2 separate regions of the Homo sapiens genome follow, and region 2 is linked to region 1. The links are chromatin loops, found by intact Hi-C in ENCODE. Cell type or tissue: PC-9. All regions are shown on one strand. Each heading gives the region's core, and the rest is flanking DNA. Links, peaks and the distances in the headings are about the cores only.

Region 1 (5,904 bases), core at 339-5,338:
GATCACCAAGTAAAATCTTCCATTTTAGAAATCTTTTCTAGGATTTCTTAAATCCTCCATGTCAAGCACTAGATAGGTAAATGAATTGGTTCAGTTTGCCTGTCTTGTTAATGAGAAAGCCACAGTCTTTTAAATAAAATTCTCTTCTGAATTTTATTTAAAAGACTCAAAAGTAATAATGAGTACAATCGAAATATCATTGTGTATCACTGTGAACATACATTCAAACTGTAGGTTAGTGTTCTCACTCACAAACGGGAGCTAAATAATGCATACCTATGGGCATAGAGTGGAATAATAGACACTGGAGACTCGGAGGGGAGGATGAGAGATGAGAAATCACCTAATGGGTAAAACAATGTACACTATTCAAGTGATGCTTACATTCAACGCCCAGATTTCACTACTACACAATATGTCCATGTAACAAAACTGCACTTGTCCCCCTCTAAATCTATTAAAAAATGAAAACTAAAAAAAAATCTATATGTTAGAAACCCATATTACACTTCGCCCTGAGTAAGCTAAACTGTTTCTGGTATAATATTGCCAACAAAGGAAAGCTCTCCATAGGTATACAAGGTATGTCATATATAGGACTCAGTTTTCTCTTCTGTAAAATGAGAATAATAATTATGTGATTCTCAGGACTATTATGAAGATGAAGTGAAGTGACATGTACAAAAGCACTTAGTACAGTGCTTCACTCTGATGTCTCAAAATTTACTGGGCTGATAATGATCTCTATTCTTCAGAGCAAATTCATCTACAGTGACATGAGTTTTCGACAAATCTTTTCCACTGCTGCCATTTAAAAAGCATACTTTGGTATAGAGCCCAGGATGTTTTGAAGAAAGCATGGCCTCAATGCTAATGGACTGGCTGTGTTCCAGCATCTTTTTGTTGGGAACTCTCCCTTGCAACCAAATGTTAAATACAGATCATAGGTGACCTTGATAAAACTACTCAAGAAGGCAAATTTGACATCTTTCTTTCTTATGCATAAAACTCCAGGGAGTTTCAAGGCCCAGTGGTAATGGCCTATGGAACACAAAGGGCAACACGCACAATTCCCTTTAGAACTTCCAATCCTTCCAATCTTATGCATAAGCCATCTGCTTAGAGTCACCTGAACAGTGAGAATTTAGAGTCTTCATGCTCAGGTTTCTGGAGTAAATTTATAAATACAATTAATGTGACATAGAAGGCATGCCCACGCACTGCATGACACTGTGTAAAGCCCCGTATCCAGTTCTTTGTCTCAGCAATCTGAGAGAATAAAGATCTTGCAGATGTGGGTTTCTGCCCCATTAAACAGGACTACATAATCTTGTGACTACATTACTGCCACGTACTCTACCCTGAACCCTAGAACACCACCTGGAATTATGTGGCTAGGTAGAATAGATGAGACTTTTTACAATAAAACACTGAAGAAAACAATTTTAAAAACATCTGGTTTCCAGGTCTTGCAAGTTGTCATATATTGTGTACAGAAGTTTAGGTAGATGGACATTCATGAATGAGTTGTTTAAAACTTTAGTCTCAAGCCCCATTCTCGGCAGTCTCTATGAAGATATACAGAGAATATACAGAACACCCACAGTTCCTTTGATAACTTGCAACAGTTCTCACTTTAAGTATTAAATGCCTCCTCAATCAATGTATGATACAATGTATCACTGGTTTAATCATTACAAAACAACTTGTAAAGAGGAAGTGACAGAATTTGACTCATCCAGTCACTGCAAGCTTTTAGAGTATGCCTTTGGTTCAGAAAAGAGTGGATAGATGGTCAATAGATCTTGGTAACTGACTTCTCTCACACCACATGGAATAGAAAAAAGATAGACGGAGCCTATAAATTCCTTGGGTTCAGTGTCTCCCTAAGAGCTCAGCTTAGTGATAACTTTATAGTAGACATTTAATTCTATACTAGTAGAAATTAAATTGATTTAATTCCTTTACTATTCATCTTCATATAAGAAATGTTACATATATGCATTTTATATGTAAATGTGATCTTACATGACTGTCAGTCTTTTTTCTTTCTTTTTTTTTTTCTTTTTTTGAGACAGAGTCTCACTCTGTCACCCAGGCTGGAGTGCAGTGGCACTACCATAGGTCACTGAATCCTCAACCTCTCAGGCTTAAGCCTCAGCCTCTAGAGTAGCTGGGACTACAGTCATGTGTCACCAGACCTGCCTAATTTTTTTAATGATTTGTAGAAACGGGGTCTCCCTATGTTGCCCTGGTTGGTCTCAAACTCCTGGGCTCAAGCAATCCACCCACCTCAGCCTCCCAGAGTGATGGGATTATAAATGTGAATCACCACGCCCAGTGGCTGTCAGTCTTAAAAACATATATGCTGATGTTCTTTGTGCTGGTATTGGCTCTTTATCAAGGTATTTTTGTGAATATGACTACACACACATTCCTTTTCTCCACATTTCCCTTCCCGATTCCCTGCCCACATTTTAATATGACTTTCAATTCAGGCAGGTCAGAATGAATCTATCCTATTTCAAAAATCCTAGAACTCTACACTGAATGACGGAAGGATGGATAAAGACACTCTTCACATAACACCAAGACTTTTAACACAATGAAGCTGGGTCTGGGACAAAAATGTATGGCCACAGTTGAAGAAGCCCCCTATGTCTTTGTTCTAGGATGTAAGTCTAAGAGGGAGTGGAGTTTACAGACATCATGTAGGACATAGGCTTACTTACTGAAGTCTGAGACTTTGGGGATCCTTAATCCTTAAGCCAATAAATAAGCAAGAGTATCATAATCTTCTGCCACGAAGTGTTTCTTAAATATATGAGCAGTTCAGGAGTTTGAGGCTGCACTGAGTTATGATCACCACTGCACTCCAGCCTGGGCAACAGAGTGAGACCCTGTGTCTAAGAAAAAAAGAAAAAAAATTATATATACATTTTAGGTTGGTGCAAAAGTAATTGTGGTTTTCAGTTCAAGACATTGTGGCAAGTGACTGGACAGGAAAAACTGAGTCTTCCTGCTGTGTGAGAGAGGTTCTTCTCTTCCCTTGGGGTGAATTATGTTTGTCACTCTGTACATTTTCAGGTCTTTTTTTTTAGGATTATAAAACTATAATCATAGTAATCTGGCAGAGAATTCCCATAGGGGTTGGGAAGGAGGATGCTTGAGTGATTAGTCACCAAAGAGAGCCCAAAGAAGTGGACAGAGCTGGTAAACTGGTGAGAGAGCCTCAGGCATTCACCAGATTCAGAAGATTGCAATCATCTCTTTTGGCAAATGAATATAGAACATTTTTCTCCAACAGAAAGAAGAGCTTAGCCGATGTACCAGAAAGAGACATAAGATTTGAAAACAGAAAAAGGGGATCATGTTTCCATCTGATCTCGGAGGAAACAAATGTGGAACAGGCAAGATGTAAACAAGATGTATTAGTTTTTTATCGGTGCATAACAAATCACCAGAAATTTAGCAGCTTAAACCATCACTCATTTATCAGTTCACAACTCTTTAGGTCAGAAGTCTGGTATGGCATGGTTGAGTTTTCTGCTCAGGGAATCACAAGGCTGAAATAACAGTGGCAACCAGATTGAGTTCTCATCTGGAGGCTCTAAAAAAGTTCTGCTTCCAACCTCATTCTTCCTGGCAAAATTCAGCTCCTTGTAGCTGTAGAATTGAGGTCCCCATTTCCTCTCTGGCTGGCAAACAAGGGCCACTCTCAGCTAAAAAAATTCCTTGCTACGTAGCTGCCTCCATCTTCAAGCCAGCAAATCCTTCTCCTGCTTCGTCTCTGACTTCCCGTCTCTGACCTCTAGACCCAGATTTAAAGGGGTTATGTCATTAGGTCAGATCCACTCAGATAATGTCACTGCTTTATGGTCAACTGATTTGGGACCTTAACTACATCTGCAAAATCCTTCCACAGCAGTATCTAGATAACGTATGGCTAAATACCTGGGAGAGGGTGTGTGTACAGCAGGGCCGGGAATCTTGGGGGCCATTTTAGAATTCTGCCTACCACAGGAGACACCTGTTATCAGGGCTTGTGGTTTCATGTGAGACCATGGCTTTCTAGCTTAGAAAGATAAAGAACCAGTACAAACCAAAGCACTTAGAGATAAGTGGGTCTTAGACAATGCCAGAGCTTTTAAGGCTCTGGATTCACAGAGAAACACAGAAGGCGTATGTCTTTGTCTAATGTTCATCCTATGATACCCAACAGAGTCAGGAATGAGGCAGGAGGGGACTTCGAGCTGGTTGTTCCCATAAATTTTGCCAGCACATAGAAAGCACATAGTAGGATGCTAAGTAAATACTTGTTGAATAAAAGAACTAAGCCCATTTGAAGGCAAGCATTAATTAACATTAGAATCACAAATCTGAACTCAGCATATTCTGTGCTTTTTTCTTTCTTCTGTCTCCCTAAATCTGCAGGAAGATGTCCAGGGCCAAGTTTTTCCCCACTCTCTACCAGGATATTTAGAGTGATCAGTGTGCCTCTGATGGGCAAGCAGCCAATGAGAGACAGTACTGCAGGAGGGACACTCAAGGACAGCTGTCTTGATGATCCCTTTCCACTGCAGCTTCAGCTCAAAACTTGCCCTCCCTTTTGCATTATAATTAACCAAATTTAGGCCGTTAGAGATAAGGAAAGAGAGAAGTAATGTTATTTGAACTTCTCCTATGTGTCAGATATATTACATAAGCTCGTATTTAATTCTCATAGTAACCCTATGAAATGGGTATTATTTCAAATGAGGAAATGATAGTACAGAGATGGCATTTGAACCTGGGTATTCCAGACCCCAAGACCTAAACATTGTACTAATCTTGTTCCATGCATTGCTAACTTTTACACCTGTGATGATTTTTTTCACTGCCTTTTAAGTTTAGGGTCATCTTTCACCTATCATATCTTTCTTGTTTTTTAGAGATGAGGTCTTACTATGTTGCCCAGGCTGGAGTGCAGTGACTATTCACAGACATGATCATGGTGCACTACAGCCTCAAGTTCCCGGTCTCAGGTGATCCTCCTGCCTCGGCCTTCGGAGTAGCCCCACAGGCATGCACCACCACGTCAGCATCATCTAACATTTTTTAGAGCCACTCTTCTTACTTGAACCCTGAATTCCCAGCTTGACCAATCCCTGCTGAGGTACTGTCTTTCCAACTATCAGCATAGAACAGTTTTTACTTTTACTTCTGCTGAGCTTATTTCCAAGTGACTGCTAGAGGACCCAATAAGACTACTGATATTGTTCAACTAGGTTTGTGTACCTGGAAAATGTCCTCTGAATCCTAGCACATTAACATTTTCTTTGAGGATACAGAAAATAACAATAACAAAAAACCTAAGCTTGATATTTTTCTGCTCAATCAAGTTCTTCCCCACCCTCAGGACCCCTCAACACATTTTGGACACATTTTGCAGAGCCAAGCAAGCCAACCCAAGGGATTTATACTCACTTACCCTTAGGATTTGTGGTCTATGTTGTGAAGTAAAAACCCCCACTAAAAAGGCAACTTTACTGAGAGAGAAATGAAACCAACACCAACTCATATGTCATTTTGTTGTATGGTCAGTCTCTCAGTGTGCACTACACTGTATCAGCATTAGGGAAAATTAAGTGAGAAAAACATTACAACAGCCCAGGGACACTTCTACCTAAATTTTGTGATTACATTTTAAGTGCTCTCTGTCACAGATATCATAAACTGATTAAATCATTTCATGCCTGACCCCTACTGACTATGCTAAGTGAAAAGAGAGGGCTATTAATAACTACCCATTTCTGACAGCTGCCCAGGGGCAACGCAGCCTTTTGCAGCAGTGAAATGACTCCCCAGCTCACTTACTGAATGCTGAATATTGATTCATATTATGAGTGTTGTCAAACACAAGAG
Region 2 (5,904 bases), core at 526-5,525, 160 kb before region 1:
CCCACAAGGATAGGTACTAGACCTATCTTGTTCACTATTGTATCTTTAGCACCTGTAATGACATGCCATTAATATTGGTTGAATTAATTTTAATTTAATTCCAAAAAATACATATTTGTTGTGCTGCTACCCAATCTGAGGCACATATAGTTTACTTATGACTCATCAGTAGATGGAAGTACAGCCGGCATTGGAAGAAGAAGCCTGGACACAGGAAGATGGCCCGGGATTTCCGTGTTATTAACCATCTATGGTACAGGCTGCACAGCCCACACGAAGCTTCACTTATTAGTTACTCAAGTCAGGGATTGTATTAAATAAAAATAATGTTAAACCAGGGGTGTCTCCTTTAAAAAGCACAGGGGATTTACCCATTTTTGGAGAATCCTAAGTTCAAGATCATGATCCACACTGTGCATACTTTGGGGATAAGATGCTTACAGAGAAATGGGTCACCAAACATTGGAATTTTCTGCATAGAACTGCTAGATGTTTACTAAGGCAGGGTGCTTGTGCTGGGCACATTAGTGATTGTAGCCAGAGAGGGTTGCTCACCTTCAGGAGTTCTACTTTTATTCATTATAATTTAGAAGAGGCTTAGCATCAATAATAACTCAGTATACCATGTCTCTCTCCTATTCCTAGGTCATTGTTATCACAAGTTACAAACCTTATGGAGTAATTATTATATGTGGGCAGTTGAAGATTTCTTTCTTGACACTAAAGGGGCATTGCCAAAAAAAAAAGAAAAGGAACATGTTTCACACTATTTTAGAATAAATTTGAGAACTGGACAAACCAAATGATCCCATTTCTAATTTATCCTTTGTTCTCTTGGGGTACAGATAAAATGGCATCTGTAGGGAAGAGCAGCTCTCAGGTGTGGGGGCTTTGAGTTCGTAGACCCAGCAATGCAGTTTAAGGATCAAGGAGACTTTAGGGAAAACTACCCATGAATCTAAGAAAATATTTGTGACTTAAAAATTTTTACCTCAAGTCTTAATATCTTTCCAGACATCTCTGTTTAATAAATCTCAGATCAACATCTAGCTTTTCAGAGTCAAGTTGGAAAACTCAAGAAGACATAGGCAATCCATCTGATACATTTTAGGGAGATAATAAATAAACTCAAAACTGGTTGACATGCTTCTGTGATATAAAGATTCAGAACCAATCCATTCATTGCCTCACATACTAAAACAAATAGAAATAATATAAAATTAAAAGGAAATATCAGGAAATGCTGTTTTTTTTTTTAAAAAAAGGTAAAAATCAGAATCTTAGAAGCTTAAGAGACTAAGAAGATTCAGTTGGATTCATTAAATTCAGAAGCCAAGAACAAAAAAAATAATTTTTAAAATGATAAGAATAATATACAGGCCAATACTCAGATGCGATATGCCATTGCCAGGCCAATTTTCAATTACATTTCACTGATGTATTCATTTGTTTCTTAATGTGCTCATCTTGCCCATTAAGAATAATTAGCAGCTTTACTAACAGATTTTCTGGCTTCTGGCAATGTTTCTCCCCCTTTTTTTGTTGACATCCACTTTTACTTCTTAGAAAGTAATTTTTGAATAATATCCTACAACTGCTATATAATTTAGACTTCCTAAAATTTTAAAGGAAAGATGTAAACAGTAATTTTTAAATAAGTTTGTTTCAATCTATATGCATCAATAGTATGTGATTCAGTGAATTAGTTATTCTTACAGAAAGTGGGCATGCAAATAGAAAAAAAAATCATTCATATTAACCTCAGTCAGTAAAACAGATGACAACGAATGCCAATTGTAAGCTCTGTTAGCAAATCAAGAATAACATTAGTATTAAAAGCAGGAAAAACACATTGCCAATTTTAAGGCTTTATGCATGCTTTTTCTCTTAATTAAAAAAAATTAGATCTGGTTACAACAGAAAAAGGCATACAAACACAGAACAACTGCATGGTAAAAACGGAACTCCATCAGGAAAGTCCTAAGAGATGAAATAAAACACACTACCAGTTTTGGTCTGCATCCTGAAAAGACCTACTTTATCTACTTTGTAAAGTTCTTCCCCTCCTGCCCTTTGGCACCCCGCTATATTAAACCCATTGTAAAACCCAGCACAATAAAGCACTCTCAGGGCTGAGCTTCTGAGGACCAAATGTTAAAAATCCATTTTCTTGGGAGGGGGCTGTACCAATCATTTCTTTGAAAGGCCGGCAGAATGAATACAGAATCTGAGATTTCCTCTCTGATTTCAAAAGCTGGCATGGCATCTTTGTTGTTTAAAGCAAAGGTGTGTTAATTAATGACATTAGCATTGCTTCCCTTCTTTGGAAGCTCTGTAGTTTAGCTCAATAATAATTTTAGAACAATTAGACTTACATACTGACTACAGATGTTTCCCATAGTTTGATAAAAGTTCTAATTGGTTTCTGACGCTATTAAATAAGACACCTGCTGACTTGAAAAAAACCTTAGGTTACCGGGCCCAAGCTGAAAGTTTCTGTGGCTAAAATAATCTTCTCTTGTCCAATAATCCTGCTCCCCCCACCCTCTAAAAATTCTCTGGGGCTGAGCTGGCATACCTGAGCTTCCTCTTGCTCTGTATTCCCTGACATAAGGAGGAGGAGCACAGTGAAATGATACATGGATACATGCACGAAATAACTCAGAATAAAGCAGAGTGAATGAAAAAACATCTGCTCATCTTCAGGAATATTTTGAAAAACTTGAGACAGTCTCAAGAACGTGATTAAAATCCTGCATTTAAAAAAAGGAAGCACCTTTTGTGATCTCCTTCCCTTGTGTGAAAGGCCAAGATTGTGATTGGCTGTTTTTCCTTCCTGAATTTTTTTTAAGTCTGTCAGGCAATTAGCTGGGTGGGGCTCTGTAGAGCATACAAGTGTTACTGAACAATATTAGCTACTGTGCTTCTCGTTCCTCCTTTCTCCTGTTTGAGCAGCTTGATGAAGCTGCTGCATATTTTGAAAAAATCATATGGCAGAAGTCGAAAAAGAAAATCAGAAATAGATTGTATGTAAGATGCCACAGAAATCAAAACTGCTTTGGCAGTTTAGGAGCTTAAAATTCAAATAAGTAGATTGTCTCCCTCATAATGTAAATGTAAGGCACACCAAAAAAAAAAAAAAAAAAAAAAAAATCCAAAGCAAACATATCTGCCACTTTTCCTCTCAGTTTCTAACAGCTGTTAACTGCCCCTGAACAAATCAGCTCGACTGCTAAAGTAGCTACATTTATGCTTGCTTTCTTAGTTAAAGTACAGTTCAATTTTCATGAACTCTGTGTACATATTAGTAAAGCATAATCTAATGGAGTTTGAACTGCAATAGCATAGCAGAAAAATAGAGATAGCTTGTATAATCCTAAATAAAATCCTAAATAAAAGGAAATAATGAAGAACTGACAGCTGTTCCAGTGGGGGATATAGGTACCCTCAGCAATTAGACCAGGCACAATATTATACAGTACATACAATATCAAGTGTATAAATGTAATAACAAACATGAAGCTGGAAGTTAATATTTGCCAGCAATATCCAAATACAATAAATACCAAATAATTTGTTTTACACTGGCAAATTCCAATGGAAATAAAAGAACAAGAATGCTTGAAAATTATTATGAAACAAATTTTCTTATTGCCTCGGGAGGTCCACAAAAATAGGCTCCTTTCATGAGAGATGTCTATAAAAATCTATGGAAAGAAAAAAACCTACGGAGTTGTATGCAAGGAATTCATATATTTCTACTTTTTCTTAATTACTTATCATGTATGTAGGGGGGAAACTCTCTTTTAATACCCCATGCTGTCTTTCTTTATATCAATTGTTACTCAGCCAGGAAAAAGGAATGAGCACAACAAACCCGTTTTCTATCTGAATAAGGATACTTCTGATGGCCTTTTCATTCCCATCAGTTAACAGAACTTCTTTGACATCTGCAGAAATAGCAACCTGAAAAAAAAAAGGGAGCACAGCAAACAATGAGCAAATATGCTTGTCTGTGTGGAAGTGAAGACAGGAGTGACAAGCCTTCAGTATCATGCTTCCTCACCTATTTCTCTGTAACAATCTTCAATCTTTTTTCATTTTATGTCTGCATTATTTTAATCATTCAATCAAATCAGTCAATACTTTTATCATTCCATTTGCGGGAGCCTCTATCTTGCTATCATTCTGTTCGGTAATTGCATTGTGACAGCGGATGATGGTATTCTGAGAGGCTTTCATTTGTGGGCTTCTGTTTATCTAGTAGAGCCATCATACAAGGCTGTCACTCTGCCTTTCAGCTTGCTTCTGTCTGACTGCCTGATGCCCTTCATATAACTTTGCATTGCAGGCAGATGGCTTTGTGAGGGTAATTTTTTTGTGAGCTTTGACATGCTCGCACATTGGGCTGTAACCTCGACACATTGTATAAGAGCGACAGGTTTGTCAAATGCCAATCAGTGTAACAATATGCTTTTATTTGTAGAGACATAAAAACTTGTCTAATGCACTGTGCTGCTACATAATATCTCCTGAATACATGACTCAGAACCCAGAGAATGGGGAACGACGTTCCTGAATGGCCAATCTAATTCAAAAGAATCTAATTACTGAGCGCTCTGGATCATGTTTGTTGGTGTAATAATGCAGGCAAAACATTAGCAGCTATATCATGGTGCTCCAACTGTGATTCGCCGGGCTATTCCTGTATCTTAGCAAATGGGACTATAATCTGAAAAAAAAAAAAAAAATGCTTTCGCTATGGCAAAGAAAGACTGTGCGAGGCCTGGAATGTCACAACAAGCAATATTGACTACACTGAGGTAAAATGTTTCTGCTCATCGAGGCAACCATAAAATCAATATGATCCGAAAGTAAGTCAATCTAGAAGGTCTCTCAAGACCCGGCAGCTTGACCGCAGCTGATGCTGTTGACGGTTCTCTGACCCAGCAGTTGGAGGCCCTGGAACATTTTTCCTTTTGTTCCTCCCTCTGAATGGGATTGGAATGGAGAAAAGACCTACCATGAGCCCAGCCAAGCATGTCATGCCACCCCCTAGCTCACACACAGCAAGGGCCCTGAAAGAGAGAAAAGAAATGGTAGAACCCATACAAATTAGATGAAAATGGTCAGAGAGAGATATATGTTACAAGAACAAATTGCCATCTGCAGTAAGAACGGCGCTACCAGGAAGTTGTAGAGACATGACTAGGCTACCTCATGTCGTTTTGCGTTTTAAAAATAATTATGAAATAGAAAAGTCACAAAGCAGGCAAATCAGTGGGGGTTCCCTCATTAGTGTTCACTGCAACATTACCACCGCTGAGCTGAAAAATCTGAGAAGGTTCCCTTTTTTTCCCTTGTCAATGGCGCTGTCTTTTAGAACTAAACTAGCTAGAGTAGCGAAAGAGAAGTGTTAGGAAAGGATAACACTGTTAATCCACATTCATTCCTTCAAAAACAGTTAGACAAGTAAATGAAGAATATATATGAGTGTGTATATACCTATATTATAGTTACATACAAACAACACACACAAAATAAATAGATGCAATCCTGAATTTTAAAAAAAAATTCTTAAACAAACTGAAACATTTTGGAAAGCTGAACAGTCCCCATAAAGAACAATTACACAAAGAGCATTTAGCAATTAACACTTAAATCACAATTGACCCCAACACAACACAGTGAATAAACAATGCAGGGACATAATATGGTTAAGCCAGCAAACCCAGGCTAAAGTAATGACTGGGCTCTGACTTCACAGCTCAAAAGTAAAGCGGCTCAGAGTTAAAGCTGACAGTCTAGGGTGGCACTCTGCACTTACCTTCCCCTTTGTGCCTAAATATCAGCCCTTAACGTGTGACATTCTCGCCCTGGCCCACTGCTCGCTGATTGGAGCTC

What was found. Hi-C counts contacts between places; a loop is a spot of excess contacts. Peaks named below come from ENCODE experiments on the same cell type or tissue, not always from the same donor. Only the 100,000 strongest peaks of a DNase experiment are listed, where the experiment ranks them.
Region 2: a loop joins it to region 1, with 2.7 times the contacts of the local background. A loop is called at or near these places in 4 of 110 quality-filtered maps.

What each region holds. Positions count from the first base shown.
Region 1 is chr2:44,546,557-44,552,460 of GRCh38, reverse strand. The region is part of intron 3 of CAMKMT (calmodulin-lysine N-methyltransferase); the gene reads right to left. Among named protein-coding and RNA genes, the nearest start is that of CAMKMT, 190 kb to the right of the region's middle. In PC-9, for the core only: no CTCF peak of the experiment used is centred there; DNase peaks (open chromatin) are centred at 1,730 and 3,140; H3K4me3 peaks cover 1,004 bases; H3K27ac peaks cover 3,125 bases.
Region 2 is chr2:44,705,461-44,711,364 of GRCh38, reverse strand. CAMKMT (calmodulin-lysine N-methyltransferase) reads right to left here. Exons shown (of 11, transcript NM_024766.5): 5 at 5,024-5,078; 6 at 3,903-3,966. Among named protein-coding and RNA genes, the nearest start is that of LINC01833, 230 kb to the left of the region's middle. In PC-9, for the core only: no CTCF peak of the experiment used is centred there; DNase peaks (open chromatin) are centred at 2,554 and 2,864; H3K4me3 peaks cover 564 bases; H3K27ac peaks cover 981 bases.